Regions from separate parts of the Homo sapiens genome. Here region 2 is linked to region 1. A link is an interaction called in ENCODE POLR2A ChIA-PET data of the cell type or tissue named here. Cell type or tissue: Caco-2. All regions are shown on one strand. Each heading gives the region's core, and the rest is flanking DNA. Links, peaks and the distances in the headings are about the cores only.

Region 1 (16,402 bases), core at 4,343-12,342:
ATTTCTCAATTTTCTATTCTTGTACCTGTAGACAAACTATATCCCAGGCACCTAAACCTGTACTTCCATGCCTTGTCCTCTTTTGCCTGTCCTGATATATCTCTTTGAAGACAGAAACCTTGCCTTTTCCTTCTTTAATAGTCTCCTTCTCTGGCTCCTAGCACAGGTTTGTACACACAAAAATACCACTGTGCTATGGTGGAAAACAACCTGGAGTTGGGGTTAATTACCTGCTTTCAAATCCTGGCTCTTTTGTTTACTAAGAGACTGGGCAGATCAATTCACCTCTCCAAATCTCAGCTGCTTCTTCTATAAATTAGGAATTACCAATACCTTTTTAGAAAGAAATGCTATGAAGATCAATTAATTAATTAATTCAATATTTACTGTCCTCTGATATTTACCCACCTCTGCAGGTGCCAAGAACTATGTTAAGCACTAGAAATACATACATATGGATTTCCTCTACTTTTTGAGGTGTTCATGGTTTAGTGGGGAAAAAAATGTTTTAAATGAACATGTCTACAAACCAAAAAAAACCATATCAGTGTTAACGACTCTCCAATTTTGAAGCGCATTTTCCCTTGAGGTAACTTTGTGACCTACAGAGATGATTCCACAGATTCTGTTTGTAAGTTCTCATCCTAATAGGTCATATAATTCCTTTGAATTTCCTCCACAGCATCTCCAATAGTCATTCAACCAATTTCTGTTTGAACACCTCCCTGAATGCTGTATTCCAGAGGTAGCCCTTTTTTTTTTCTTTCATGATCACAGAAGTGCTAGATGGTTCCTTCATTATGGAGCTCTCATCTTAGTAAAAGACCTAAACAAAGAAACACTAGTAGAGTATCATCTGATGGTAGGTCAGTGCTCAGTGATGCCAAATTAAGTAAAAGGCACAGGGACTAGATGTTTCAAAGCAAGGTTAGAGGGACCATGGCTATTCTCAGAGATGCAGGAACCTCAAAGGAAGTTAAATAGAAATCACTGCCAACATCCGGCATCAAAATGCACTCCTGATGCCCAGCATATTAATAGCACTAATGTATTTATATATTCTCTTGGGTCTTTCAATATTATCAATAATGCTCTAAGAGGCTGAACACTGCACATTTAACAGAGAAGAAAAGATCTGTAGCAAGACAATTTGTTGCTTCCCTGGAGACTGGAATAATTTATGTTAGTCCTGCACTAAGTAGCATCAATCCTATATATCTTCCTGTCCTATCTGTGGAGAACCGAGACTGGACTGGTATAAACATCAATTACCTAGGACACTTTGGGACTATCTGCAAACCAATGATAAATAAACACATGATTTTTTGTCTTTAATCATACAGAAAGTACCTTTAGTCAAGGTAGTTCAGTGATTTCACCAGCTCCAAAATCTAAGGACGCCTACCAGAATATTAAACTTCTAGGTATCAGCACCAACTCCTCCCTCTCCCCACTTACTCTAATAAATCACAAAACTGGCCAGGTCCCCAAAGACTCACAGATTTTGTGTGCTCTGGGCGTGGAGCAATCACTGGTGGTGGGGTAGCATCATCATCATCATCATCCTCATCTTCTGAAACTGGTGGCACTGCAGGAGTCTCAGACACAGCCTTCACATTCTGTGCAAAGAAGAAAAGCAAGATGCATCTGGTCCAGCTGCCATGGAACTTAACTATCAGGATCACCAAACCTCCCACGAGAAACCCCATCCTGATATCCCTTCTGAAATACACATTAGCCTCCAAGCTCTCACCTTTGTGTAGCTAGTCTCAGAAGCTCAATCTGTTTCTCCCTCTTCTTTTAGCCATCACTATCCACTCAGTCCCTTGGGGCTTCCTTCTCCCACTCAAAGCCTAGCTGTGAATGGGAAGCTAGCTTACAGCTTTTCTACCTGCCTCTCCCCCAACCCAACCCCTGAAGACAAGCTCACAGTACCTTCTTATTCTATGAATTTTTCTCTCCACACTGAACAGGAAATAAAGTATGAAATGTAGGGAAGAGATCAAAAGTTTCTAATTTTTCAAAATTCATCACTATAATTTCTTACTCTCTCCTGATATGGTAAATGGCAGTCTAAACAGGCTTTTGCCCTGCCCTTTTCCTCTCTTTGCAAAAATCTCCTGAACCCATTACATTACCAGGGGTCCTCACCTCAACCTGAAGATAAAGAACATCAGCATCAGGATCATGTTATCTAAAGAGAACAATGAATTTCTCCCCAGACTGGATACTATTTCCCTAAGTTTCTGCCCTACCCTGGAATGGAACTTACCACTAATTAGATCTGCTTACAATCTGTGACAACCTGATTTCCCCATGCAAACTATAAGAGAGCTGGGCCAAGAGTGGCAGGTTTTAGGGCAGGTCCAGGCAAAAATAGCATACCATTACTGTTTATTACACAGAATTAAGAGACAAAATGCCTCCAAAATATGAGATTTTTGATAGATACCAAATGATTCTATCATTTGATCAGCAAAGAACTGGAGAGGCAATGGGGATCTTTTAATATATACTGATATAATTCAACAGTTTCAGGTATTTTCAGAGCACCTACTTTGTGCTCAGTAAGACTGTGATAGGTACTGTTGACATAAATGTACAAAGATGAAAAAGATGGTCCATGTCCTAAAGTAGTGACCATCTGGTATAGGAGATAGACAGGATGAGAGCCCCTCCTGCCTGACACCTGGAGCCTCCTAAGAGGAAGGTCCAGAGTCAGAATAACGGGATAAATGGAAGAACTAAGGAATAATATACTAGAGGTACTGACTGTGGGAGACTGTCTTTTACCACATTTGACATACTAAAGTAAGAAAAACTGGCATAGATTTTAACAGGGCCTCCAGCACAAAGCATAAGTTAAAAACTGACAGTGCCGGGCATATATAAGCAGTTGTGGTGACCATAGGCAATAAATCTGTCCTCTTGGTTTGAAGTTTAATCACCTGAGGAATGTGAAGGAAGAGGAGTGTTATAATTTGAAAGATGACCTTAAATCGCTTTAAGTTCCAAAACTCAATAGAGGTCCTTTCCCTGTCAAAATATGTATTTCGATATTTTTCTGCTCTAATTTATTTTCTCCCCACTATTCCACTCAACAAAATTTAACTAAAAACCTAATGTGGGAATACAGTTGACTCAGCAAGGCTCTTCATCATCAGGTAGCCCTGGAGCTCCCCTGATGTATACTGTAAACACTAGGTTTGTTTGCTTTATAAAACTGTAGAGAAGGGGATTTCAACACCTTCCTCAGTAAAAGATTCTGTTTTCCATAGGTGATAGCTTTGGGCAGTGATATTAACATCTGTCAGAGAGAGAAAGGTCTAGGTTATTACCCAGATTTTTACTTCTTAGCCCTGTGTCCTTGGGCAAGGGTCTAAGTTAAGTCTCACATTTTTAATTTATAAAACAGGGGTAATGACTACAGCTCTCTGCCTACCTCAGAAGGCCACTGAATGGATTAAATGAGGCAAAGTGAGCATAAAATCACTGAAAATGGTAAAGAGCTAGAGAGATGTAAGGAATCAATTAAATTATCATTATGTCTAATAACCACAAATCTCTGTTTCAAACAAAAGCCAGACATTCCAATTCATCATCCATCTACCCATATAGCCATCCATCCATCCATCCATTCACTGTGTGCCAGACTCCATTCTAGGCTCTGGGGCTACATAAAGAATAAAACAGATAAAGTCCCTGGTTCTATGACTTACATTCTAGAAGAGAATAGAGTAAAAAACAATCACCAAAGTGTCTGCTCCATATAGGAGCAGAGATTGGTTGACAAGGTGGGGAGATACTATTTTAGATACGATAGGCACAGGCAAGCCTCTCTAATAAAATGTCATATAACAGTGACCTGAATGAATTAAGGGAGCAAGCCACGGGGCTCTCTGAGAAAAGGATATTCCTAGCAGATGGAAGAAGTTAAAGACTCTGAGACAGAAACATGCTTGGTATGTTCCCACAACCCTTAGGAATTCTACCTATGTGGGTGTAACAAAGTTAGTAAGGGGAAGTAAGGAAAGAAACAAGGTCAGAAAGTTAGCTGGGAATCAGATTATGTAAAGTCAGAGAGGCGGTAATAAAAACTCTGGAGTTTAGACCTAGAATAAGAAACCACTGGAGGACTGTGAGTAGAACAGTGATGTAATCTATACATTTTTTTTCTTTTTAAAGTGCTTTATTAAGATGTTTCTCACAAATTAGAGAAAAGGTTTTTTTAATCAATGGCAATAAAATACAAATTCCTATTTTATAACAAAATAGTGAAAAGCACCAAAGAAAATTTGCACCTATAACTCTAACAAACTCAAGGGTTCTTGGTTCTCAGTTCTTTTAAAGTATAGTCTGATAGAGTACTCAAAGCTTTTAGAAAGAGTACCAAATTTATTACTTCCTGAAATGTTGTATGAATAGCACTTTTATTCATCATATGTTCATACATATATACTAATATACCATCTCCACTGCCTTAAATACAAAAATATTCATCACAGGCAAGTTTTCTACTGCAAATAGGCAAGAATATTAAATATAATCTGTGATACTGTCTACTTTTTTGAAAACAAGATACTAGAACCAAAACACTGTAGAACACAAATGTTACTAATTTAAGATTACTAATGTTACTAATTTAAGGTTACTAACTTCAGATAGCATCAATTGTTCAACAATATTTTAAAGGTGTTTCTATATAAATTTATCCACCGGTTTGGGTTTTCTTTATTACAGAAATGTATGAATAGTACCCTGGATTATATCCTTGCAATTTGGGCATTTGCTTAAAGGTGTATATTCTTAGCATATAACCAGTTGACAATAAGGAATAAATACACTGGAAACTTCTTTGTAACTACTTTGTAAGTTCGTTCTTCTTGCAACTTCCTCAATTGTTCTTCTAGTGACAGATCTCAAACGTCCTCTGTTGGAATATACTTTATGTACTTTTCCACTGATACCAATTTTTAGTTTGATTTTCTTTTTTCTTTTTCTTCTTCATTAGAATTACTAACACAATATCACTGGCTACTTTATAATTCTCTCCAATTAAGGTTTTATGTTGAACTGTCTGTTTTATCAGGCAGGATAGAATAATACTTAAAAACCAACATTTTGGAATCAACTAGCTTAGGATCAAATCACGCCTTTATCACTTACAAACTATGAGTTCTGCGTAAGATATTAATTCTCTCACTTTCCTCAGTTATGAAATACAGCCTGTATTAGTACTTACTTTAGTGTTAGTGTGAGGTTAAATGAGATAAAGCTATGTAAAATTCATTTTTAAAATACTCAAATATTAGCTATGATAATGATGTTGGCCAGATGATTAGAAAGTGCTCAGTATAGGATTGCTAAATGAATATGTCTTATCCAATAGTAGTATAAACTGGAATGAAATATCTAAATGATGGGGCACTCAGTAATTGAAAAAGTGGAGATAATGGGAACAGGATTGTGAAGGAAGATGCCAAAATGGCGAAGAACTGTACTATTAACTGACTTAAACCATTAGCCTACATTCTACAGTAAAAATTAGTGGGTCTGATGGTTTTTTTCATATCCTATAAAAGCTTGTTTGCTTTATTATATCTTCAACATGATCAAAACCAGCTCTCAACAGGTCAGGTTTTTAACAGGCCAGTTAAAAACCACCTTGGGAAGGCTCCAAGGTTCAGCTAAGACAGTCAAGGATAAGACTATATCCTAAGGAAATTTTGGGTGGCTGCTGCCTGATCAAATAGAAGTTTTAAGGTCAAGGAAAATAGTGAAGAAGAAAATGACTAGGTACTGGAATCAAAACTCAAGGCTCTGGGCAGCTCGGAATGATATAATGCAAACAGATTGAAAATGGCCACTGAAATGTGACAACCCAACCCAGAGAGGAGATGAGATGGTAGCCAGGGTGTGCTCACTAAGCATTCTGTCCCAGTAGGAAGACTATGCTCACCCTACAAGATCAACTTGATACTTTTCCTTGGGATAGGGAGACCAAGGATTGATACCTGACTAAACATAAAATCCTTTCCCCACTCCCTCCATGAGAAGCAGTATGATAAAAAGGAAAATAAACCGTATCAGGATTCAAAAAGTTCTTTCCATTAAACCTTCTGTTCCTTAGCCTCATAACCACTGCTTTCACTTAGGCACCATATTCTCTTACCTTTACCAATCCTTTACAAGTCTTCCTCATTGCTTTTTGGGACCCCAGTCTTGCCTTCTCTAATGCATCTTTTATTACAGCCCAGAATAATCTGTCCTTTATCTTTTTAAAAATATTATAAGCAGACTGCCAGGTATGGCAGAGAGAGAAGACTGGCAAATCCTCTCCCCAACAAGCAACTATAAATCTGGACAAAATTGACAAAAACCATTTCAGTTCCCTGGAAATCCAACAAAGGTCAACAAAATATTGAGAAGTGCTTATGACTGATAAACTCCTGAACTTTGGGTTAAAAATAGAATCTCTGGCATTCTGGGCAAGGGATGTTCCCATCCATCCGAGCCCCAACTCCAGAAGTGTGGGGGTTCCATCAGGGCAGACCAGGGTATAACTGCATAGTCCAAGAACATTCACTTTGTGCTGGAGATATGGGCAATGCCCAGGCCCAGTGGCACTGTCATTGGAAGTGACTTCCAAAGGTGGTAGCGGCAGAGGGTCAACTATTCAGCTCTATTAGCCTGAAGCTACAGTCCTGAGTAGGGCAAACTAATTTCTGGCTAAGGCTGTTCACAGGCACAGCAGACGCTAGAAAAGCCTCATGCTAGTCACACATGCCTGGCTATGTGCATACACATAAAAGATTCAAAAGAGCCCAACATAAAGTAAAAGCTGGAACAGACTTGAAAAAGGCCTAAACAGTAAATGTACTCCCCTACCTACACATAGATCCATCAACAGAGGAAAGAAGCCTTACAGAGTTGAAGTTTTTGAGCACCATCTGTGTCAAATCATTGGCTAAAGATTCAGCTAAGCAAACATAGAAGCAATCTCTGGAAAGCCAGGCTGCAACAAAACAAAACAACAACAACAAAACCACCACAAAAACAAACAAAAAAACAACAAACACTGAGCAATGACATCAATGACCACAGACAGAGACTATGTCACAGATTTATCCCTAGTAAGATAATACAAAACCAACAAATAAAAAAGCTAGCAACTTTTTTGGGGGAGGGGGCTATCAGTATCCAGAATTGGTACAGAATATTATCTAAATATTGAATTTTCAACAAGAAATTATAAGACATGGAAAGAAACAGGAAAGCACGACCTAGGGGGAAAAAAGCAATCAACAGGAACTCTGAATGTCCCCAAATGTTGGCTTTAGAGAATAAAGATTTCAACTCAGATATAAATACATTCAAAAAACTAAAAGAAACCATGTTTAAAGAGTTTTAAGAAAGCCTAACAACGAGTGAAATTCTCAGTAGACATTACTTCAAATGAACCAAATGGAAATACTACAGTTGAAGAATAAAATAACAAATGAAAAACTCACCAGAGAGCTAAACAAGGGATTCTATATGGCAGAAGAATCAATGAATTTGAAAATGGAGGTGGGGAGCGGTGGCTCACACCTGTAATCCTAGCACTTTGGGAGGCCAAGGTGGGCGGATCACGAAGTCAGGAGTTCGAGACCAGCCTGGCCAATATGGTGAAACCCCATCTCTACTAAAAATATAAAAATAAAATTAGCTGGGTGCGGTGGCACGTGCCTGTTGTCCCAGTTACTCAAGAGGGTGAGGCAGGAGAATCGCTTGAACTCAGGAGGCAGAGGTTGCAGTGAGCTGAGATTGTGCCACTGCACTCCAGCCTGGGTGACAGAGCAAGACTCTGTCTCAAAAAAAAAAAAAAAAAGAAAAAAGAAAAAAGAAAATGGACCCATAGCAATTATCTAATATAAAGAACTGAGGTAAAAAAAAATTAAAGAAAAAAACAGAGCATCAAAGAGCTGTGGAACAACATAAAGCACACCAGCATACATATAATGAGAGTCTCTGAGGAAGAAAAAAAAAAGACACAGAAAAAATATTTAAAGAAATAAGGATAAAACTTCCTAAATTTGATAAAAACATTAAACTACAGATCCAAGAACCTCGATAAATCCCAAAGTAGGAAAACACAAAAAGATTCACACCTGGCTGGGAGCGGTGGCTCATGCCTGTAATCCCAGCACTTTGGGAGGCTGAGGCAGGCGGATCACTTGAGGTCAGGAGTTTGGGACCAGCCTGGCCAATATGGTGAAACCCCATCTCTACTAAAAATACAAAAATTAGCTGGCTGTGGTGGCATGCACCTGAAATCCCAGCTACTCGGGCGGCTGAGGCAAGAGAATCGCCTGAACTCAGGAGGCAGAGGTTGCAGTGAACCAAGATCGCACCACTGTACTCCAGCCTGGGCGACAGAGCGAGACTCCGTCTCAGAAAAAGAAAAAGAAAAAAAAAAAAATAACACCTAAACGCACAGTCAGACTGCCAAAAGCTAAAGTCAACATGAAAATATTTAAAGCAACCAGAGAAAACTGACATCATGTACAAGGCCAGTCAGTATAATTAACAGCTGACTGCTGATCAGAGTATTTTAAAAATCAAAACAAAAACTTCTGATCAGAAAAAATGGAGGTCAAAAGGCAGTGGGATGACATATTCAAACAGCTGAAATTTTTAAAAATTGCCAGTCAAGAAATCTATACCCAACAAAACTATCCTTCAAAATGAAGACGAAATAAAGACATTCCAGATTAACAAAGAGAAAGAGAATTTATTGCTATCAGACCTGATTTACAAGAAATACTCAAAGAAGCCCATCAGACTGAAACGAAGTAATACCAAATAGTAACTCAAATCCACAAGTAATAATGGAGAGCAGAGGAAACGGTAAATATGTAGATTAACATGGAAGACTCTAAAAAAATACTTTTTGTTATTTCTTCCATTGACTTCTTTAAAAAACATAATTGTATAAAGCAATTGTTAGGCTTCCAATATATACAGTACGTACACGTGCACACACACATATACACATACAGATTCATACACATTCATGTATATGAAAGAATGGCAGTAATAGAATAAAGAAGGGGCAGGGAATGAAAATATACTGGGGCAAAGTTTACATATTTTACTGGATTTCAGTTACTGTTAATGTGAAGTAGATTGTATATAAATGGCCAATAAGCACATGAAAAGATGCTCAACATCATTATCCATTAGGAAATCCAATAAAATCACAATGAGATACCACTTCACACCCACTAAAATGACTACAATAAAAAGACAGACAACAACAGGGACAGGCAAAGATAGGCAGAAACTGGAACCCTCATTAATTGCTAGTGGGAATATAAAATGGTGCCAGCACTGTGGAAAAAAGTCTGGCAGTTCCTCAAAAGGTTAAACATAAAGTTAACCACATGCCCCAGCAGTTCCATTCCTTGGTATATACTCTGAAGAAATGAGACCACACAAAACCTTGTATGTGAATGTTCATAACTGCATTATTCATAATGACCAAAAAGTAGGAACAACCCAAGTACACATCAACTGATGAGAAGATAAATAAAATGTAGTGTATCCATACAAGGGAATATGATTTGGACATAACAAGAAATGAAATACACCATACTGATACATGTTACAACATAAAGTTCAAAGCTAAGTAAAAGAAGCAAAACACAAAAGACTACATGTTGTATGAGTTTATTTATATAAAATGTCTAGAAAGACAAATTTATAAAGACCAGAAGCAGATCAGTGGTTTCCTAGGGCTGAGCATGGGAGTTTGAATGAATGGTAAAAGGGCACTAGGGAACTTTTTCAGGTGATGGCGGCACAACTCTATAAATTTATTAAAAGTATTGAATTGTCCACCACCAATGAGCTTAAAATTCTAGTGAGCTTTTTACTACCCCAATCATAAATATGAGCAGACCTCTGAATACGCAAGGAAAACCTCTAACATAAAAGTGTGAAACCAAAACAAATGAGGCAAAGGGCCACCTGGAAAAAACAGACTAAACAGGAAGGAAAAAACATCCAAAGAAAGCCTATCATTACCTTCCTTAGAGATAAGAAAATATATCAATTCTGGAAACAAGAATGCTATATATTTTCTTAAAATAAAAAAGTGATTGAAAATTAAACATGAGAATAGAAATGAAAAATTAAATTGACTGAAAGATGAAGTTGAGGAAGTCTCCTAATTCTTCAGAATAAAAACCAACGCAAGGAAAAGAGAGAAAATCCTTTAAAAAATGGAGAATTAGTTTAAGAGGTCCAAGATCTAGGGCTGGGCGTGGTGGCTCACGCCTGTAATCCCAGCACTCTGGGAGGCTGAGGCGGGCAGATCACAACCTCAGGAGATCGAAATCATCCTGGCCAACATGGTGAAACCCCGTCTCTACTAATATACAAAAAAAAATTAGCCTGGCATGGTGGTGCGTGCCTGCAGTCCCAGCTACTAGGGAAGCTGAGGCAGAGGAATTGCTTGAACCGGGAAGCGGAGGTTGCAGTGAGCTGAGATCACGCCGCTGCACTCCAGCCTGGTGACAGAACGAGACTCCGTCTCAAAACAAACAAACAAACAAAAAGGTCCAAGATCTAAATGATGGAGGTTCCATGAAGAGATAACAAAAGAAGCAAGGGGAAGAAATCATCAACAAAATAATTCAAGCAATTTCCTAGAACTGAGGGCAGAGTTTCCAGGCCGAAAGAGTTCACAAAGCTCCCTGCAGTATAAATAGATGTAAATAGGAATATAATTGTGAAATTTCTAAGCAATGGTGACAAAGACGACCCTACAAGCTTTCTGAGTAGAAAAAAAGATTGGTCACATACAGAGAAGGATAAATAAAATGGCTTTGGACTTAGCAGTACCGAAAGCTAGATGACAAAAGTGTAATGTTTTCCAAATTCTGATGAAAAAATATGTGTAACCTGCAATTCTATAAGCAGCTGAAGTATTAATTAAACGTGAGGGTAGCATAGAGAACGCCCCATTTTGAGACCTGAAAGGTATTATTAAATGTTTACTTTCCATTTACTTTCTTAAAGCTACTAGAGGATATGCTCCACCAAATTCAAAAGTAAACAAAAAATAATGTAGGCGTGGCATAGAAAAAATAGGAATACCAACACAAAAATGCAAAGGGATTGCCAAGACAATGGTGAAGGAAGATCCCAGAATGAGAGCTACTTATTACAAGTCCTACTTGACTTTTTAATCAAATACCTGGATAATAATATTTTTTATTTATTTTTTTTTTGAGATACAGTCCCACTCTGCGGCCCAGGCTGGAGTGCAGTGGCATGATCTCGGCTCACTGCAACGTCTGCCTCCCTGGTTCAAGTGATTCTTTTGCCTCGGCCTCCTGAGTAGCTGGGATTACAGGCACACAACACCAAGCCCAGCTAATTTTTTTGTATTACAGGCGTGAGCCACCGCGCCTGGCCGGTAAAAATACTTTTAAGTGAGTATTCTTAATCACCATTAACCCCAGAGGTAATTGATGTTACTATTTGGTATTTAGCCTTTCAGAAGTGATCTGTGGGTGGTAAACCTTGATCTTCACATGTCCAAACATACCTTTATATTGACACCTTATAGTTAAATGTTAGTTTGATTAGGTACAAAATTCTTGGTTCTAAACAATTTGCCTCATCCCTCTGAAGATACTGCTGTTTTTTCCACTATTTCTAATGAGATGTCTGATGCTAATGTTCCTTTGGACATGAACTATATTCTCTTTGGAGGCTTTTAAGATTTTTCTCTTTATTCTTGGATCTCTTTTCAATTATCTGACTTGGTCATTAACAGGCCCTTCATCTGAAGACTCATGCCTTTCTTCAGCTGGGAATTTTTTCTTCTATTTTTTCTTTATTTTTTTACTCTACTGCCTCTGTTCTCTGCTTATGCTTGAATCCCCCTGACCAACCCTCTATTGTCATTTATTCTCAAATTTTCTATCTTTTATATTTTATATTATTAATTCCCTATTCACTTATATGCATTTGTTGTTTAAACCTTATACATTTCTTTTTTTTTTTTTTTTTTTTTGAGATGGAGTCTCGCTTCGTCACCCAGGTTGGAGGGCAGTGGCATAATCTCAGCTCACTGCAACCTCTGCCTCCCAGGTTCAAGTGATTATCCTGCCTCAGCCTCCCAAGTAGCTGGGATTACAGGCATATACCCCCACACCTAGCTAATTTTTATATTTTTAGTAGAGATGGGGTTTCACCATGTTGGCCAGGCTGGTCTCGAACTCCTGACCTCAGGTGATCCACCCGCCTCAGCCTCCCAAAGTGCTGGGATTACAGGTGTGAGCACCGCACCCAGCCATAAATTTATGTCTTATGTTTTTAATACTAAGAACATTCTTTCCTCCTCTGATTGCTCTAATAGCAGGGTGTTTTTGTAGATGAAACATCTACAGATCCTCTCTGAAAATACTAGATTTTTTTAAAAGTTATTTCCTGACTTATCTACTTCCTCTGGGGCTAATTTTCCTTCCTTATCTTGGTTCCTCTCTTTAATGTTGTGTTTCTCTCAAATGTCTGCAGATCCTTAGCTATTCATTCATATTTATAAGTGAAGGATAGATTAGTGTATGTAATTAGCATTAGTTTTTCTGAAACTTATGTAAGTCTGTTTTTCCACTGTCCTACTCTGAATGGGAGGTCTGATACGATCTGTTTGTGAGTTATAGATAGATGGTTATTGGCAAGTGTTACTTTAGGGTATGTAGGCATGGAAAAGTAGAGATTCCCCTCCTCCCAGGTATCAAAAGTATGAGAAATTTACTCTTGGGATGGAAAACTTTAATGTATTTTCCTTCACTGCAGAGCTACTTCTCCTGTTTCCTTTTCTTTATATCTGCGGTAGAATTTTGCAGTTAACTCAGGTTCCTCTGTTTCTCTCTGAGGCCCCTATACCCACAGCAAGAGCTTTCCTCAAGTAGGCAGTTTACTTTCTTCAGAAAATTAGCTGATTTTAGCTTAGAATCAAATGCACCTGCTGCCTTTTGTTCACTGTAAGGAGGAGGCTGCCCCTACTGTTTCAAAGGTAGAATTAAATTAATTTACCCTTGAAGATGACCCATGACTCTTTCCTGCTTCTTGTATATATTCTTTCAGCCCATTTTCTCTGGAGCTACTTTCATTTTCCTAGGCATCTTCTCTTACACATACTTTAAGCTGTGGCTTCTTCTGCTCTGATCAATCTGACCTTTTCTGCTTTCTATCTTCCATGAATTCCTCACAACAGTTGATTTATGTCATGCTTTTGTTTCAGAGCATTGCTTTTAATTTGGTTTTTAAGAAATCTTTTCTGAAATTAAGAAATTTGAGATAGCAAGAGAGATGGGCACATGAATTCAGTTTACTATCTTGATCCAATTTCCAAAGAAATCTAAGATGTTAGTTTAGACATCACATATCCAACTACATCAATCTTCTACTTAAAATAGTCCCTCAGCTCCAGCACAAAGTCCAAGCTCTCTGGCCTAACATACTGGATCCTTAACCCAACTTTTGTTCATGCTGTCCATCAGACAGGAAAGCACTGCCTTTTTCTCTGCCTGGTATCATTACCTGATGCTTACTTAACACTATATTATAAATCCTTGTTTACATGTTCTGATTCATCACAAAAATTGTGAGACCAAGAGCAGAGATCTTACTAGTCCTTGACTTCTCAGCACCCAAAGAACTTATCATGTGGTAACTATTCATTTTATAAATGAGAATCAGGCATTAAAATGCCATGGAATCTTAGAGTCAGATCTCAGACCAGTGAACCACAGATAACAGAATTTAGAGCTAAAAGGGACTTTAAGATTATGTTTGTTAAACGAACAAAGCTTTAAGGCCCAAGAACTCTGCAAACTTCCTTGTACTTCAGAGCAGAATAAATCACTCCATCAAATATAACCCTATTGTACATTATTCATGCCTCTCTTGCAGCCCTTATCTCCCCAGTCTGTCATTAATTTTTTTTCTCAAGGATTAAGACAGTGCACGTTCATTTTTGTGTCACTTGTATTTTGGCATAAAGAAGATACTAAGTCAATATTTAGGGTATGAGTGAATACATGAATGCTCAGGAGAGCAGAATTTTGTGCTGGTTTCTACTACTAACTCATTCAAACGTAGGGAGTGAGTCACTTAATCTTTCTGAGTCTTAATTTCTTAGGCAGCAATTATATTTGATTATTTCACAAGTGGAATCATCTGTTTGAAACCAACATGGAAAATAATGACATGCTACCATAATACAAAACATATCCTCCATGTAAAACTAGTAAGGATATATAGAGCACTGAGCTAGTGCTGGACAAATGTTCTGAACTAGGGGAGAACAATGTCCTTGACAGCCTTAGTGGTTTTAATTGTAGATACTAAACCAGTACAAGTTTTTACCAAGCAGGTGTTATCCTCCCTGCCATATGGCATGAACCCCAGGGCTCTTCCTCCTCAATAACAAACAACATAGCTACAGCTTTACTGCAGTCTCCTTTATAAGACCTCAATGACATCTTTTTTTGTTCCTTGCCACAGTGAAAAGAACCCTAAACTGAGATTCACAAGACTCAGTTGTAATGTGGTTCTAATTATAAGTCTTCAGGAAACTCTGTTTTTCTGCCTATGAAATGGAGATGACAATACTTTGTACATAAGTAATTGTGAGGCTAATCATGCTTACATAAAGTTTTTAACACCGTGCATCGCAGGCACTCAATATTGATAGCTATCACTCTTCCTACAAAAGCATAAAGACATTTGAGCCACAAAGCACAATTCGGCTTAAAGCCTCTTCTTTAATAATTTACTATTCAAAGATCCTATATTTGCAAATTCTTTCCCATCTTTTAATCACATCTCTTCTATTTGATGAAAGGCAGCACAAATCAGGGGAAAGCAGTATAGGCTGGGAATCAGATGCCTATTGCCATTAACTCTTTTCCATTTCAGTTTTATCATCTACAAGGATAATAACTTACCTCAGTAAGCTCCTGTGAGGATTCAGAGAGTCAGTAAGAAAGGATCCAACAGGTTGCAAGGCACTGAACGTGTGAATATTGTTTTTTATAATCAATATGTGTAAAAATGACTCCGAATAAACCAGTCCCCACTGGTGGAAGCATGGTTCAAAGTATTTTGATGGTGACTCGGTATTGTGTTAGAACTTAACCACTCTTCTGCTTAAGTTCTTTAAGCGTCTCATCACCTTTAAGATAAGTCAAACTCCTACATGATCTGTCCTGCTTACCAATCCTCCTCATCACCCACCTCTACTTCCTTCACTATTCACATTCTAGTCATAACCACTTCGCAGTTCCCTGTGCAAGTATGCCTCATGAACTTCCTTGCCCACATACATGCTATTCTCTTTCTGTGTGGAATACCCGCATTTCCCCTTAATCCCTGCTCTAGATAACTAACTCATTCAGCTCAGACTTTACCATCAGGAAGCTTTCTCTGACACATCCAACCTTTCATTCAGTAAATGTTTACCAAATGCCAAGACTTGCCAGATGCCAAGGATATAACAATTAACAAGTCAGAGACAGCCCCTGGCTTCATGAAGGTTAGCATGCTGCACTATAATTGTCTGTCTGTGCCTTCAAGCACAAACAGGAATCATGAAGAACTGGCTGCTTGAGGTCTTCAACCTCAAGACTGGGAGGTTCTTAGGTACTGGGACATGTCTGACCATCTCTGTAATGTCACTTATTCACACCGGACTTGGCATAGGATAAACTAGGGCTTTTGCAAATGTTTAGTAAATCAATATGGCATAACCACCTATGTACAAGAGACAACATCAGATGTAAAAAATAAATAGCAACCAGGTGTGGTGGCTCACACCTGTAATCCTAACACTTTGGGAGGTCGAGGCAGGAGGATCACTTGAAGCCAGGAGTTTGAGAACACATAATGAGAACCACATCTCTACCAAAACTTTTAAAAAATTGTCTGTCTGACAATTTGACATCACACTCAATAAGCTGAGTGTGATGGCTTATACCTGTAGTCCCAGCTATTCAGAGGGCTGGGGCAGGAGCATCATTTGAGCCCAGGAGTTTGAGTTTACACTGAGCTATGATCACACCATTGCACTCCCGCCTGGGCAACAGAGCAAAACCTCGTCTCTTTAAAAAAAAAAAAAAAAAAAAGCAGTATTCTCTTATATGCATCACATTTTACTATTTATAGGACCCTTTCAAATACATCAACATCACATTTTATCCCTGTAAGTGCCCTGGGAAATAGAATTTGTAAGTTAAGAGAGACAGAGAGATCATCTAGTTTACTCTCCAGCCAATTCTTCATGATTTCTATAACATCCATTTGAGTGTCAAAGCATTCATTACAACTTCAGAGGACAGAATGA
Region 2 (16,402 bases), core at 4,505-12,504, 650 kb after region 1:
GATCCACAAGCCTCGGCCTCCCAAAGTGCTGGGATTACAGGCGTGAGCCACCATGCCCAGCCTAGATTTGTTAATTTTTAAAGAAGTGATAATGTGGGCTGAGTGTGGTGGCTCACACTTGTCATCCCAACACTGGAAGGCCGAGGTGGGAGGATCACTTGAGCCCAGGAGTTGGAGACCATCCTGGGCAACATAAGGAGACCCCATCTCTACAAAAAATTTTAAAAATCAGCCAGGCATGGTGGTACACACCTGTAGTCCCAGCTACTGGGGAGGCTGAGGTGGGAGGATTGCTTGAGCTCAGGAGGTCAAAGCTGGAGTGAGCTGTGATTGTCCTACTGCACTCCAGTCTGGGTGACAGAGTAAGACCCTGACTCAAAAAAAAAAAAAAAAAAAAAAAAAGAAAAAAGAAAGGAAGGAAAGAAGGAAGGAAGGAGAGAGAAAAAAGAAATAATGGTAATCGTGTTATTCTTAGGAGATGTAAACTGAAGTATTTAGGTGGAGGGATGTTAATATCTGCAACTTACCTTCAAATTGTTCAGCGAACGATTATAAATGTATATATGCATGTGTATAGAGAAAGATCGCATAAATGTGTCAAAATAGTAATAACTGGAGGAGCTAGGTACAAAGTTCAATGTGGGCCAGATGCAGTGGCTCATGCCTGTAATCCCAGGATTTTGAGATGCCAAGGTGGGCAGCTCACCTAAGGTCAGGAGTTCAAGACCAGACTGGCCTACATGGTGAAACCCCATCTTTACTAAAAATTTAAAAATTAGCTCGGCGTGGTGGCACACGCTTCTAGTTCCACCTATCCGGGAGGCCAAGGCAGGAGAATCACTTCAACCCAAGAGGCGGAGGTTGCAGTGAGCCGAGATGGTGCCACTGCACTCCAGCCTGGGCAACACAGTGAGAACCTGTCTCAAAAAAGAAAAAAATTAAATATACTACTCTTTTACCTTTTCTGTGTATATGAAAACTTTCCAAATAAAAAGTTTGGGAAAAGTTATTTGGGGAATTAACATATGAACACCTGTACTCATAAGCAGATGAAATATCCCTCTTGGAGTACCATCTGAGATTTTTTTTTTTTTGAAACAAAGTCTCACTCTGTTGCCCAGGCTGGAGTGCAGTGGGATGATCTCAGCTCACTGTAACCTCCATCTCCTGGGTTCAAGTGATTATCCTGCCTCAGCCTCCAAAGTAGCTGGGATTACAGGCATGTACCACCACACCTGGCTAATTTTTTTGTATTTTCAGTAGAGTATTTTAGTAGAAAATTTAGTTTCACCATGTTGGCCAGGTGGGTCTTGAACTCCTGACCTCAAGTGATCCACCTGCCTCGGCCTCCCAAAGTGCTGGGATTACAGGCGTTAGCCACTGCACCCTTCCCCATCTGAGTTTATTAAAACTCATGTAATCACGTATATCTGCACCAGGGCAAGACTAAAGTGAGGTCAGCGAGAAGCCTAGTCCTGGCCCTGATACACACCATAGATTAGAACAAGTTGGTAATTAGAATGGGGTCCATACCAATGAAGAGGAGTGGTCACCCCTGGTTTGGGTCGACCAGTGAACTGCTATTGGCCTGAAGTTAATGAGACTCTACAGCAGTTGTCAGCCTTAACTGCACAATGAAGTCATCTGAAGGAGCTTTAAAAAATATTCTTTCCTGGGCCCCACCTCTAGAGATTCTGATTTGTTTCAGGTGTTGCCTGGGTATGCCCTACATTGGAGGGTTTTAACTTATCCCAGGTGATTCTAATTAATGTGCAGCCAAAGTTGAGAACCATTGCTCTTCATACTGCCTTATACAACCTGGACAACTATAAAGGGATTGGTAAGGTTCTCAGGGAGAACAGGTGTGTGGTTTTACCAGAGTTGGAAGAGACTTTTTTATTATCATTTGAGACTCAGAGAGATTCTAGCAATAGGAGGAGCCAGAAAGTTCTTTTATTTTTTTAATTTTAAAATTTAAAAATAGAGACAGAGTCTCACTATGTTGCTCAGGCTGGTCTTGAACTCCTGGGCTCAAGCAATCCTCCTGCCTCACCCTCCCAAAGTGCTAGGATTACAGGTGTGAGCCACCATGCCTGGCCTAGAAAGTTCTCATACCATGGAGACTAGACCTTTTTTCTCAAGGGCAAGGGACAATATATTTAAAATACTTGGGCATAGGAGCAACCCCACAGGCCCAAACCCGGAGCTCTCAAAGGGATGGGATGAATTACTGTTGTCAGTTGTAAGTATTAGAGACAGCTGCTCAGCCTTTTGAAGAAATGGCAAGGAACAGAAAACTGAAAGTATCCTCAAGGAGTCAGATTCTAACCCAAAAGAAAAGTTTCTGGACATTGGTTGAAATATACATGACACTGCAGGAGGGGAAGGTATCACAAAGTGAAAAATTCAGTGGTTTGTGAAAGGTCTGGCTAGACACAGTGGTTATCCCATTAGGAGGCAAAGCCAGGTTCTTATAGGTACACATGGTCTCTCTTGAGTAGGAGGTCACTTCCAGATCTGTCACCACAGAAGAGGTGTCCCAAAGGGAAAAGAAATAAAGCGAGAGAGGATTGGGTAGGCAGTACTCATTCTAGCTTGCCTGGGACTTCCAAGTTGGTTTTATTTATTTATTTATTTATTTTTTGAGACAGGGTCTCCCTGTGTCACTTAGGCTGGAGTGCAGTGGCGAGATCTTGGCTCACTGCAACCTTTGCCTCCCAGATTCAAGCGATTCTCATGCCTCAGCCTCCAAGTAGCTGGGACTACAGGCATGTGCCACCACACCTGGCTAACTATTTTTTTATTTTTAGTAGAGACAGTGATATGGTTTGGCTGTCTCCCCACCCAGATCTCATCTTGAATTCCCACATGTTGTGGGAGGGACCTTGTGGGAGGTAATTGAATCATGGGGGCAGGTCTTTCCCGTGTTGTTCTCGTGATAGTGAATAAGTCTCATGAGATCTGATGGTTTTAAAAAGGGGAGTTTCCCTGCACTTGCTCTCTCTTGTCTGTTGTCATGTGAGATATGCCTTTCACCTTCCACCATGATTGTGAGGCTTCCCCAGCCACGTGGAACTGTAAGTCCATTAAAACTCTCTCTTTTGTAAATTGCCCAGTCTCAGGCATGTCTTTATCAGCAGCGTGAAAACAGACTAATACAGATGGGGTTTCACCATGTTGGCCAGGCTGGTCTTGAACCCCTGACCTCAAGTTCTCTGCCTGCCTCAGCCTCCCAAAGTGCTGTGATTACAGGCGTGAGCCACTGCACCCGATGAGACTTCCAAGTTTTCATACTGGAAGTCCTGTATCCCAAGAAACCCTTTGGTCCCAAGAAAGAAACCCTATGTCCCAAGAAGGTCCCAGACAACCCACATAGCTGATCAAGCTACTATGCAGGGAAGGGGGTCATATAATTCAGACCTGGACTTGGAGAAGAATGAATGTCTACATGTATCCTCCTTTAGAGGACAAGTCCTGTATTAGGGTGAGAAGCAGAACCAAAACTGAGACTCTCGTGCAAGTGGTTTATTGATGGAGTGCTCTTAGGAGAAGGGGAGTGAGGGAAGCAGCGTAGGACAGAGGAAAAAAACTGAGTAAGAATGTGCTCTCAGAAGAAGACTGACTTCAGCTTGATTCCATGAGGAGCTCTGGGAAAGGAAGTTCCTTGATGTAAGAGGTCAGTCTTTTGTACCTCCATACAAGAGGTAGCAATTCTTTTCTAGAGATGGTCTCAAAATTAGAATACATCAAAATCACTTGGAGGGTTTGGTAAATCAGAATGCTGTGCCAACCCCCAGAGATTCTGATTCAGTAGGTCTGAGGTGGGGCCTGAGGATTTGTATTTCCAGCAAGTTCACAGGTAATGCTGATGATGCACTTTGAAAACCTCCACTCTAGAGAAGAGGACAGCTCTGAGGTGTTAGCACCCACAGCATCTCGCAAAGGGGATCAGGAAAGCACCTACTACATGAAGGCACATGCCAGGGACAGATGGATTGGACCCCAAGCTGGGGCTATGTAGACTACATCTTTAGGTCAGAACATCTAGATTCACAGTATCTTGTATGTTCCTGTTGTCATCTCACATCTCTTGCCAACGCATTGTTGAAACATTCTTACTTGGTCTTGTTATTGGACTTCAAGAGAAGGGTCTGGGAGATACATGAGGCTTTGAAAAGGAAGTAGCTGCAAGTTGCTAGGCAAATATAGTGGCATCAGTTGCAATGGAGTGGAAAGTCCTTAAACGAGTGATCAATATTTAGTGGCAAGACTCTAGACCAACCCTGGAAATTGCCTGATGTTTGTGAAATTAAAAGAAAATGGCTTTGATGGCAACTTTTAATTTCATAAGCCACGCCAGAATTCATAACAGTCTCTGCTCCTGAGGATCACCACCAGGTGAAGGTGAATGAATAAATGTTAAAATGGAATTCGTTTCTTTTGGTGGGGTACGTCAGGTAGAACTTGGAGAATACCTTGTACCCCTGGGCCTTAATGTCCATCTCCAGGCAGTGCATGAGGTCGCTGTTGTCTAGGACCGCCTTCCAGGGCCCAAACTTGACAACAGACTTGAACATCTTCTTATCCTGCAGAAAACACAGGACCTCTGAATAATATGCATCCTGCTCCTCAGTTTCCACCAGGCACACAAGCACGCTGGACTTCCGTGCTGTTATGGCTTCTGCACGTGCCAGGCGCACCATGAGCTCCAGGTTCTCGCTGTAGCCCGGCACTTGCAGCAAAAACTGCTTCCGAGACACCTGCTCACCAAAGATCTGTGGCATGTCCTCCAGCAGCTTGACCAAAGGCTTGATTTCGTAGAACTGAGCCTCACGGTACACTTCAGGGATGTGCTGTGTGGGCACTTGCCCAGTGCGCAGGTAGTCCAGGATGGGTCTGAAATAGGTGCTGGGGCGGTCGATGAAGAAGCGGCCCTCCGCGTCCGTGGAGGCCTTGGCTAAGCTAGAGAACATCTCTGCCAGCTTTGAGCCCGGAAACTTCCTCAGGGTACCCAGGGTGGTGGTGTGGAACTCACCCCCGACGTTCAGCTCCACAACAGTAGACATCTGGGGGCACAAGAGGCAGAGTAAACCAACACGCCATCTCCCCTGAGCGCATTACTTATTTTTATCCAAAGGATAACTGGATAAAAAACTTAGGGGAGCCATAATGATTGGCTTCAGCTAGTGAAAGGCCCATCTTACTAAAGAGGGTTATATTTATGCTGTGTTGCTCCAGGGGGTGGGCTTTTTTTTTTTTTTTCGACGGAGTCTCGCTCTGTCACCCAGGCTAGGGTGCAGTGGTGCAATCTCGGCTCACTGCAACTTCCACCTCGATTAAAGCAACTCTCCTGCCTCAGCCTCCCTAATCGCTGGGACTGCAGGCGCCTGCCATCATGCCCAACTAATTTTTGTATTTTTAGTAAAGACGAGGTTTCGCCATGTTTGCTAGTCTGGTCTCAAACTCCTGACCTCACGTGATCCGCCTGCCTCAGCCTCCCACAGTGCCCGGCCGAGGGTGGGCATTTTAAAGAGGAAGAAAGATTTCTGTTTGAAAAAAGAATACCCATTCAAGCATCTTAATTTTAGGTCATAGAATGTTATGGGAGGAGGCCAGGCACGGTGGCTCACGCCTGTAATCCCAGCACTTTGGGAGGATGAGGCAGGCAGATCACCTGAGGTCAGGAGTTCAAGACAAGCCTGGCCAACTTGGCAAAACCCTGTTTCTACTAAAAATACAAAAATTAGCCAGGTGTGATGGCACGCGCCTGTAATCCCAGCTACTCAGGAGGCTGAGGCACAAGAATCACCTGAACCTAGGAGGTGGAGGCTGCAGTGAGCCAAGATCACCCCACTGCACTCCAGCCTGGGTGACAGAGTAAGACTCTGTCTCAAAAAACCAACAATAACAACAACAACAATAACAGAAGAACGTTATGGGAAGAGGCTGCCATGGAAGGAAGTCTCAGCAATGATACTTCCAAAGTCTGTGGCCTTTGGCAAGCCTTTTTCCCTCTTACAGCCTCAGTTTCCTCATCTATAAAATGAGGATATTGGCCGGGCATAGTGGCTCATGCCTGTAATCCCAACACTTTGGGAGGCCAAGGCAGGAGGATCACTTGTGGCCAGGAGTTGGAGACCAGCCTAGGCAACATAGCAAGACCCCATCTCTGTTGTTTTTTAAATAGATTTAAGGAAAAAAAATTTTTTTTTTAAGTAAAGGCCGGGCATGGTGCCTCACGCCTATAATCCCAGCACTTTGGGAGACCGAGGTGAGTGGATCACTTGAGACCAGGAGTTCGAAACCAGCCTGGCCAACATGGTGAAACCCCATCTCTACTAAAAATACAGTAATTAGCCAGGCATGGTGGCACGTGCCTATAGTCCCAGCTGCTCGGGAGGCTGAGGCAGGAGAATCGCTTGAACCCAGGAGGCAGAGGTTACAATGAGCTGAGATCATGCCACCGCACTCCAGCCTGCGCGACAGAATGAGAGTCCAACTCAAAAAAAAAAATAAGAAGAAGAAAGTAAAATGGGGACGTGGAGTTGTTATGAAGTCAAGAGTTTCCAACCTGGGATGCTCAACTCTGATCTAAGATATAATAAAAGCTGGGGGTGAAGTAGGAGGGACAATTCCAACATTTCAGAAAGACTAAAGAAACCATACATGTGTTCATTCAGGAAGAATTTCTTGGGTATTTACTATGTATCCACATCCTGTGCTGGGAGTTGGGGACAAACATTCTTATTTCATATAGATTAGAAGTTCTGGTTAACAGTTCACATGCCCTTGATTGATTTAAAAATGGAATTTTTTCTTTTCTTTTTTTTTTTTTTTGAGACAGAGTCTCGCTCAGTCGCCCAGGCTAGAGTGCAGTGATGTGATCTTGGTTCACTACAACTTCAGCCTCCCAGGCTCAAGCGATTATCGTGCCTCAGCCTCCCAAGTACAGATGTGCACCACCATGCCTGGCTAATTTTTGTATTTTTAGCACAGACTGGGTTTCACCATGTTGGCCAGGCTGGTCTCGAGCTCCTGACCTCAAGTGATCTGCCCACCTCGGCCTCCCAAAGTGTTGGGATTACAGGCGTGAGCCACAGCCCCGGCCAGAAATGAATTTTTTTTTAAGAGATGCGGTCTTGCTCTGTTGTTGCCCAGACTGGGTGTGCAGTGGCATGATCATAACTCACTGCAGCCTTGAACTTGGGCTCAAGTCATCCTCCTGCCTCAGCCTCCCAAGTAGATGGGACTACAGGACATTCAACACTGCATCTGGTTATGTAAAAAAATTTTTTTAGAGACGGGTCTTACTATGTTGCCCAGGCTGGTCTTGAACTCCTGGCTTCAAGGCTTCCTCCTGCCTGAGCCTCCCAAGCAGGTGGGATTACAGATGCAAGCCACCACGCCCAGCAAAAATGAAATTTGTTTGATGAATGTTTTTCAAAATATAGGCCCATGAGACTTAAATAATAACGGGAACATTCTTCGTAATGAAAAGGCCGGTAACTCTACATATTGTGGGTGTAAAACTGCTTCACAAACTGCGAAGTGCAGTGCAAATGCAAGTTAAGTTTGGTTGTTCAACAAAACTTTTAGAGGCCACCTCTCTGTGCCAGACCCTGGGCTGAGCACTAAGACTGGTTATTAAGTGATGATGTCAGAATCTGAACTCAGGTCCGTTTTACTCCAAGCTTGAGCTCTTAGTCATTACATAAATTACCTTCAGTCTTCCAATACCTTCACTCTTCATTCCCTTAGTGACTCATTCATTCAACAAAATGTATGTTGGGCCTATTACATGCAAACCTTGTGCCAAACAGAAGAACAGGACACAGTCCCTGCTTTCAAGGAACTCACAGTGGAGACAGCGAAATAGACGGCTTAAGCATGTAGGTGCTGAGAGGGAAGACTGAAAGGTAGGAGGGGTCAGGTCTTTTTGTGGATGTGGGTTGGAGGCTGTCAGAGAAGGTTTCCTAAGGGATGTGATGGCCGCTGCTGCTGAGGAATAGATGCATAGTGTTAGAGGAAAGATTTAACCACAAGAGTGGGGATGGGGACAGGGCTCAGGAATGTCCCTCAGTCTGATTTAGGTGTGTCCTCATTCTCAACTGGTCTGTGGGCTCTCCTAAGATTAAAGTACTGGAGTTAATAGAGCCAAAGTCAACCGAACTGCTGGAGAAATCTGATTGCCATGACAACATCTCCTACCAGGGGACAGTTCTGCTGACTGGAAGGGAGAAGGCAGAGGAGAGGACGCATCTTGACAGCAGCCAAACAATAGAGCTGAGAAAAATAAGCCCAGAACCTCTGATTCTTTCTCCCATAAACCTCAAGGCCCCTTGGCAGGGCTGTTTGGTTAACCCTGAAGTCACCTCTGTAAAGCTCGCAGTTAAATGCAAAGCTGCAGAGTTTAACCCTTGAATGGACCAATATGTTCTCATTACTCCTACACCACTGAAAGCTCTCAGGTCCTCCTAATGTCCCCATGTTACAGGCAAGGAAAGCTCAGACAGAAGTCACACAGCTAGGATGTGATGAAGTTGGAGCTGAGATGATACCTGTATTAGCATGACTCCAACACAGTAAGGGTGCCTCACCGCCATCCTTCCCAACATCCTGCCCCCCTACTGCCAATACTTTGATATGTGCCCAGGGCCCTTTGCTTTCCGTCTCTGGAACTAAGCTTAGTCATCTGTGAAATAGGGAGGCAAAATGGACCAAAAGAATGCTAAGCTTCCCCAGCTCTGAAAGTCTAACAGATCCAATCACATCAAATATCCTTTCTGAAGCTAATTTCCAGATGCTTCAAAAAAACAGGCTGGGTGCAGTGGCTTACGCCTGTAATCCCAGCACTTTGGGAGGCCAAGGTGGGAGGATCACTTGAGGCCAGGAGTTCAAGACTAGCCTGGACAACATGGCAAAACCCTATCTCTACTAAAAATACAAAAAATTAGCTGGGCCCTGGTGGTGCATGCCTGTAATCCCAGCTACTTGGGAGGCTGAGAATTGCTTGAACCCGGAAGGCAGAGGTTGCAGTGAGCCAAGATTGCACTACTGCACTCCAGCCTAGGTGACAGAGGGAGACCCTGTCTCAAAAAAAAAAAAAAAAAAAAAAAAAAAAAAAAGTTTCCTGCACTGACATCTTCAGCTCCATTTCTTTATCAAACAAGACCTCAGCCGTGTTCCTAAGCTTCTTTTTGTTTTTTGTTTTTGTTTGCTTGTTTTTTGTTTTGAGACAAGGTCTCACTCTGTTGCCCAGGCTGGAGTGCAGTGGTACAATCTCGGCTCACTGCAACCCCCACCTCTTAGGCTCAAGCGATTCTCCTGCCTCAGCCTCCAGAGTGGCTGGGACTACAGGTGTGTGCCACCATGTCCAGCTAATTTCTCTATTTTTTATACAGACAGGGTTTTGCCATGTTGGCCAGGCTGGCCTCGAACGCCTGAGGTAGGTGGTCCACCCACCTCTGCCTCCCAAAGTGCTGGAACTACAGGCATGAGCTACCACGCCTGGCTGAGAGTACGTTTTCTGAAGTACAAATCTGATCCTGTCACTCCCTGCATTAAACACTTGAGTAACTTTTCATTCCCTTCCAGATAAACAGCAGACTCCATAACAAGGTTTAGAGGCCCTTTGCAACTAGGCTGCTACTTCACCCCTCGCAATCAACTACCAGAACTGCCTGCTGCTCCCCACTCCTCCAATCCAGAGCTGGGCAAGCCCCCTCACCTCCAGAAGCTCACTCACTTGGCCATCCGCACTCCTTTCTCTGACCCCACTCATCCTTCAGATGAATTCCTCTGGGAGTCCTTCGGGGTGGGTTGTCTCACTGTGATCCCAGAAAGTCCTACACTACTATACTTCCACTGGCCTGGCAGTTCTTCCCTTGCAATTCCCTGTTTCTTCATTGACTGTGAGGTTCCTGGCCAAGTGCTGTGTTTCATGCCTGTAATCCCAGCACTTTGGGAGGCTGAGGTAGGAGGATTGCCTGAGCCTAAGAGTTTGAGACCAGCCTGGGTCTCACCAACATGGCGAGACCCCATCTCTATTTTAACAAACAAACAAACAAACAAAAACTCTGTGAGGCTCCTAAGGGAGGGGAATATCCTCTGATTTACAGGAGCATCTAGTATTCTGTTCAAGGCCAATCTTGCCCTACCTGGCATCATGCACAGTGCCTTACACTTCCCCAGTAATTCATTCAGGCATTTATGGAACACCTAGGGTGGTCCTGGCACTAGGCATGTGGCTTTGTCAATAGCCAACAACAATGACGTGATCATGGCCCTATTAGAGAGAGCCACGCTGCCCTGCTGCTGGATCTGCTTTCTCTTCCTCCAGGTCTTCAGGATGACTCTCAGTGCAGGAGAGAACCCGAATGTTCTGCTCCCAGAGTGCACGCAGCCTTTTCCCCATCCTCCTCCCCAACTCCCCTCACCCAAGCTGGGGACCAGGCAGGCAAGCAGAGGGATTTGGGACCCAGCCAGAGGGCAGGGGCAGGCTGAAGACCCAGCCAAGGGGCAGGGGCAGGCTGGAGAGGGCTGCAGGTGAGGGAAAGATCCTCTGGCCGAGCTGGTTGGATGGGCTTCTCCCACCGGGAGCAAGGGAGAAGGTGGGGCAGAGGAGGAGTCGTGGGCTAGGACAAGCCGGTGGGGAAGAGACAAGGGAAAGGAACTAAAGACCCAATGTAGAGGGAGGAAGCAAAAGGGCAAAGAGGAAAGGCTGGACAGAGCCAAACCAGAAAGGGACACCGAGGCGCGAAAGGAGAGTGATCCCAGCAGGAGGGACGGCAAAGATTGAAGAGAGCGACCAGCCCGAGGTGAAGGGGGACAGCGCGCCAGAAGCAGGGGGCTCGGGCGTCTGGGAGGGACGGGCAGGAGAAACTGGAAGGGAGGGAAGAGGCGGAGGGAAGAGGCGGAGGACAGAGGCGCGGGGACGCAGCTAGCCTCGCACTTACCGTTGGCCGCCTGGGCCGGGGGGACTGGGGCAGAGGGGTCTGGCTCGTCATCCTGCCCACTGGCCGCTCCACTGCGCAGCCCTGCCACATGCAGATCACTTGGGCCAGCGGAAGTGCCCCTGGCTGCCCGCCCCTAGGTGGGAACACCGAGGCTCAAGGCGGGACGGGGCTGAGCCAGGCGTGGCTTGCAGTGAGACTGGGCCAAGTGCAGAAAGAAATGGACAGTCTGTCTATTTGGGGCTTCTAAAAGTTGTTAGGCCCTGAGAAGGGCTGACTTTGGAGACCGAGAAATGGAGCAGACCCCTTAAGGACTGACCTTTTGATATAGATTAATTTCCTTCCTTTTCTTTCTTTCTTTCTTTTTTTTTTTTCAGAGACAGGGTCTCACTCTATCGCTCAGGCTGAAGTGCAGTGGCGGATCAGGCTCACTGCAACCTCAACCTCCTGGGCTCAAGTGATCCTCCCACCTCAGCCTCCCAAAGTGGTGGGATTACAGGCCTGAGCCACGGCAACTTGCCTCTTCCTATATTTTCTTTTACGCTTAAATAAATTACTTAAACATATTGCTTGAATCCCGTTATTAAAGTTGACATTAGTTAATGCCCCTCTCTGGGCCTCGGAGTTCCCAGTAGTGAAATGGGGGAGGCAGAAGGAATTGACATTGACTGACATTGACAACCAGAGACTTTCTATTCCCTACAGTCCTAGGGAGTGAAAGATCCGCAACACCCATTTTACAGATCAGAAAACTGGCGCTCTAGGAGGTAGGGTGGTGTTAAAATGTAAAGTCTGAGGATCAACAAAACTTTTTTAAGAGTATACTTGAGTAACAGGCAATTCTTGAATCGGGGAACACCAGATGGAAAGAGGTTGAGTGTTCCCATGACAATGCATCAGAGGCAAATATTTATGGGGAGAATATGGAAGCAAGATATTTTGTTGGGGACAGGCATGGTGGCTCACGCCTGTAATCCTAGCACTTTGGGAGGCCAAAGCGGACAGATCATTTGAGGTCAGAAGTTCGAGACCAGCCTGACCAAAATGGTGAAACCCCGTCTCTACTGAAAATACAAAAATTAGCTGGGTGTGATGGCATGTGCCTGTAATCCCAGATACTGTGGACGCTGAGGCAGGAGAATCGCTGGAACCCGGGAGGCAGAGATTGTAGTGAGCTAAGATTGCACCACTGAACTCCAGCCTGGGCAACAAAGATTCCCTCTCAAAAAAAAAAAAAAAAAATATATATATATATACACACACACACACACACACACACACACACACACATATATATATATATACATATATATATATAAAATTGGTTACAGTTAAAAAATCTCCTTTTTTGGTTTCCTTTGTTGAAAAGTCCACAGCTACTTAATTGTATGTTAGTTGGCTGCTTGTGGTTGGCTAATGTTAAGTTTCGTTTCTGTCTAACATTAGCATTTACCAGAAATGACTCTATTAGTCAGGGTTCTACAGAGGGACAGAACTAACGGAATAGGGTTGGACACGGTTGCTCACGCCTGTAATCTCAGCACTTTGGGAGGCCATGGCAGGTGGATCACCTGAGGTTAGGAGTTCGAGACCAGCCTGACTAACATGGCGAAACCCCATCTCTACAAAATACAAAAAATTAGCTGGGCGTGGTGGTGGGCACCTGTAATCCCAGCTACTTGGGAGGCTGAGGCAGAAGAATCGCTTGAACCTAGGAGACGGAGGTTGCAGTGAGCTGAGATCAAGCCATTGCACTCCAGCCTGGGCAACAAGAGTGTAATCCCATCTCAAAAAACAATAATAATAAAATAAAACTAATGGTATATATACATACACATATATTTGTATATATATATTCCATTACTTTTTTAACTCCCCGTTATATATATACATATGTGTGTATATATACACACACACATATATACACACGTGTGTGTGTGTGTGTGTGTGTGTGTGTGTGTGTATATATATATATATATATATATATATATATATATATAAAGGGGAGTTTATTAAGTATTAACTCACACAATCACAAGGTCCCATAACAGGCCATTGGCAGGCTGAGAAGCAAGGAGAGCCAGTCCGAGTTCCAAAAATGAAGAACTTGGAGTCTGATGTTTGAAGGCAGGAAGCATCCAGCACGGGAAAAAGATGTAGGCTGGGAGGCTAGGCCAGTCTCTCTTTTCACATTTTTCTGCCTGCTTTATGTTCTAGCCATGCTGGCAGCTGATTAGATTGTGCCCACCCAGATTAAGGGTGGGCCATCCTTTCCCAGACCACTGACTCAAATGTTAATCTCCATTGGGAACACCCTCACAGGCACACCCAGGATCAATACTTTGTGTCCTTCAATCCAATCAAGTTGACAGTCAGTATTAACCATCACATTGACCCAAGTTAAGTTTTGCTTATGTTTGCAAATCCAGCAAGGCTGAGTTCCCTTATGAGGCCTAACTAGCATTGTCTAGCCAGGGATTCTTCAGGCCTGATCTCCATTTTAATTTACTATAACAGTGGCCAGTGTAGACTATTTAGCCAGCCCAGGGCAGCTGCTTGGAGTACAAAGCATGCCCACTGGTGAAAAGAGTTAGGTATCTGTTTTGTGGGGTTGTTTTCCTAGAGTTAAAATATAACTCTAAAGGAGAGGGAGCATAATTTCCCACTCCTTAAGTGTGGGTTATGCGCCGTGACTTCTTCCAACGAGTACAATATGGGAAGGAGGAAAAAGAGAAGAAACTTTACATTGGGGAAACTGATCAATACTACTCCAGCCAGGTGACCAAAATCAGTTGCCAACAGTTATCGATCATGACAACAGTATGTGCTTGCTGTAAACCAGAAAGTATCTGAGACAAGTCTCAACCAATTTAAAAGTTTATTTTGCCAAGGTTAAGAACATGCCCACGATACAACCTCAGGATGTCCTCAGGTCATGTGCCCAAGGTGGTCAGGCTACAACTTGGTTTTATATATTCAAGGAGACATAAGACACTAGGGCCACGCATGGTGACTCACGCCTGTAATCTCACCACTTTGGGAGGCCAAGGCAAGTGGATCATTTGAAGTCAGGAATTTGAGACCAGCCTGGCCAACATGGTGAAACCCCATCTCTACTAAAAATGTAAAAATTAGCCGGGCATGGTGGTGCGTGCCTGTATCCCCGGCTAGGGCTACTAAGGAGGCTGAGGCAGGAAAATCACTTGAACCCGGGAGGCAGAGGTTGCAGCGAGCTGAGATCGCACCATTACACTCCAGCCTGGAAGATAGAGTGAGACTCCATCTCAAAAAAAAGAAAAGAAAAGAAAAGAAAAGACATCAATTGGCTAGGCATCAGTGGCTCAGTCTATAATCCCAAGGGAGTGGATCTGGGAGGCCAAGATGGGAGGATCACTTGACCCCAGGAGTTCAAGTCCAGCCTGGGCAACATGGTGAGTCCCCATGTCTACAAAAAATACAAAGCTTAGTCAGGCATGGTGACATGTGCCTGTAGTCTCAGCTACTTGGGAGGCTGAGGCAAGAGGATCTCTTGAGCCTAGGAGGTCAGGGCTGTAGTCACCTATGATCACACCACTGCACCCCAGCTTGGGCAGTGGAATGAGATCCTGTCTCAAAAAATATATATCTCTGTTGGACTAGAGATTGTAAATAAATATATAAGGCCAGGTGTAGTGGCTCACACCTGTAATCCCAGCACTTTGAGAGGCCAAGGTGGGCAGATCATTTGAGGTCAGGAGTTTGGCACTAGCCTGGCCAACATGGTAAAACCCCAATTCTACTAAAAGTACAAAAAATTAGCTGGCGTGGTGGCATGCGCCTGTAGTCCCAGCTACTCAGGAGGCTGAGGCAGGAGAATTGCTTGAACCTGGGAGGTGGAGGTTGCAGTGAGCCGAGATTATGCCACTGCACTCTAGCCTGGGCAACAGAGCGAGAATCCGTCTCAAAAAAAATTAATTAATTAATTAAAATATAATAAAAATGAAGATACCAATTAATACATGTATGACGTACACTGGTTAGGTCCGAAAAGACTGGACAGCTGGAAGGGGTTGTGGGGGCTTCCAGGTCATAAGCAGATTCAACGATTTTCTGATTCTGAGGCATGGAAACTCATGCCTGTAATCGCAGCACTTTGGGAGGCTAAGGTAGGCAGATAGCTTGAGCCCAGGAGTTGGGGACCAACCTGGGCAGCATAGCAAGACCCCATCCCTATTTTTTTTTTTTTGAGGCAGAGCCTCACTCTGTCACCAGGCTGAAGTGCAGCGGTGCAACCTCAGCTCACTACAACCTCTGCCTCCCAAGTTCAAGCAATTCTCCTGCCTCAGCCTCCCGAGTAGCTGGGATTGCAGGCATGTACCACCACAACCAGCTAATTTTTGTATTTTTAGTAGAGACGGGGTTTCACCATGTTGGCCAGGATGGTCTCGATCTCCTGACCTTGTGATCTGCCTGGCTCGGCCTCCCAAAGTGCTAGGATTACAGGCGTGAGCCACCACTCCCAGTCAGACCCTGTCTCTACTCTTAAAAAATAAAAATAAAAAAGCAAGGATTTTCTGCTTGCCAATGGGTTATTATCTAAAGACCTGAGATCAATAGAAAGGGATGTCTGGGTTACTATAAAGGGTTGCATAGACCAAGGTTTTATCATGCCGATGAAGCCTCCAGGTAGCAGGCTTCAGAGAGAATAGATTGCAAATATTTCTTATCAGACTTAAAGACTGACAGACTTTGTGCATGACTGACAGACTGTTCTGTCAGTCTTAAGGTCTCTGTTTTGATGGTAATACTGGTCAGCTGTGCCTGAATTCCAAAAGGGGGAAGGGTATAATGAGGCATGTCTGACCTCCTTCCAGTCATGGCCTGAACTAGTTTTTCAGGTTAACTTTGGAATGCCCTTGGCCAGAAGGAGGGGTCCATTCAGATGGTTGGGGGGCTGAGACTTTCATTTTTTGTTTATAGTACCGAGTATATACCCTTGATGTGATGTGAGGAAAATGATCTTCCTCCCCAAAACTCATAACCTCAGTTCAATCATGAGAAAAACATCAGAGAAATTTCAATAGAGGGACATCCTATAATATAACTGACCAGTACTCCTCAAAACTATCAAGGTCACCCAAAAGAGGAAAAATCTGAGAAACTGTCACAGTCAAGAGCATCCTAAGGGGCCAGGAGCAGTGGCTCGCGCCTGTAATCCCAGCACTTTGGGAGGCTGAGGCGGGTGGATCATGAGGTCAAGAGTTCAATACCAGCCTGGCCAGCATAGTGAAACCCCATATCTACTAAAAATACAAAAATTAGCCGGGCATGGTGGCATGCGCCTATAGTCCCAGCTACTCGGGAGGCTGAAGCAGGAGAATTGCTTGAATCCGGGAGGCGGAGGTTGCAGTGAGCCCAGATCACACCACTGCATTCCAGCTTTGGCAATAGAGCAAGTGTCCATCTCAAAA

The links. Peaks named below come from ENCODE experiments on the same cell type or tissue, not always from the same donor. Only the 100,000 strongest peaks of a DNase experiment are listed, where the experiment ranks them.
Region 2: POLR2A ChIA-PET joins it to region 1 with 5 read pairs; 2 of 35 experiments call an interaction of 5 or more read pairs at or near these places.

The regions. Positions count from the first base shown.
Region 1 is chr11:77,357,399-77,373,800 of GRCh38, forward strand. It overlaps PAK1 (p21 (RAC1) activated kinase 1), which reads right to left. Exons shown (of 15, transcript NM_002576.5): 6 at 1,500-1,619. Among named protein-coding and RNA genes, the nearest start is that of GDPD4, 64 kb to the left of the region's middle. In Caco-2, for the core only: no CTCF peak of the experiment used is centred there; no DNase peak of the experiment used is centred there.
Region 2 is chr11:78,012,205-78,028,606 of GRCh38, forward strand. NDUFC2-KCTD14 (NDUFC2-KCTD14 readthrough) reads right to left here. Exons shown (of 3, transcript NM_001203262.2): 3 at 3,511-5,066. KCTD14 (potassium channel tetramerization domain containing 14) reads right to left here and starts at 11,072. Exons shown (of 2, transcript NM_023930.4): 1 at 10,956-11,072; 2 at 3,511-5,066. The coding sequence starts at 11,045. The coding sequence ends at 4,389. It overlaps LOC124902723 (a long non-coding RNA gene), which reads left to right and starts at 10,339. Exons shown (of 2, transcript XR_007062795.1): 1 at 10,339-10,817; 2 at 11,330-11,518. RefSeq lists enhancers at 4,446-4,946, 9,861-10,428, 10,429-10,998, 10,999-11,566 and a silencer at 16,279-16,402. In Caco-2, for the core only: no CTCF peak of the experiment used is centred there; a DNase peak (open chromatin) is centred at 11,077; H3K4me3 peaks cover 1,428 bases.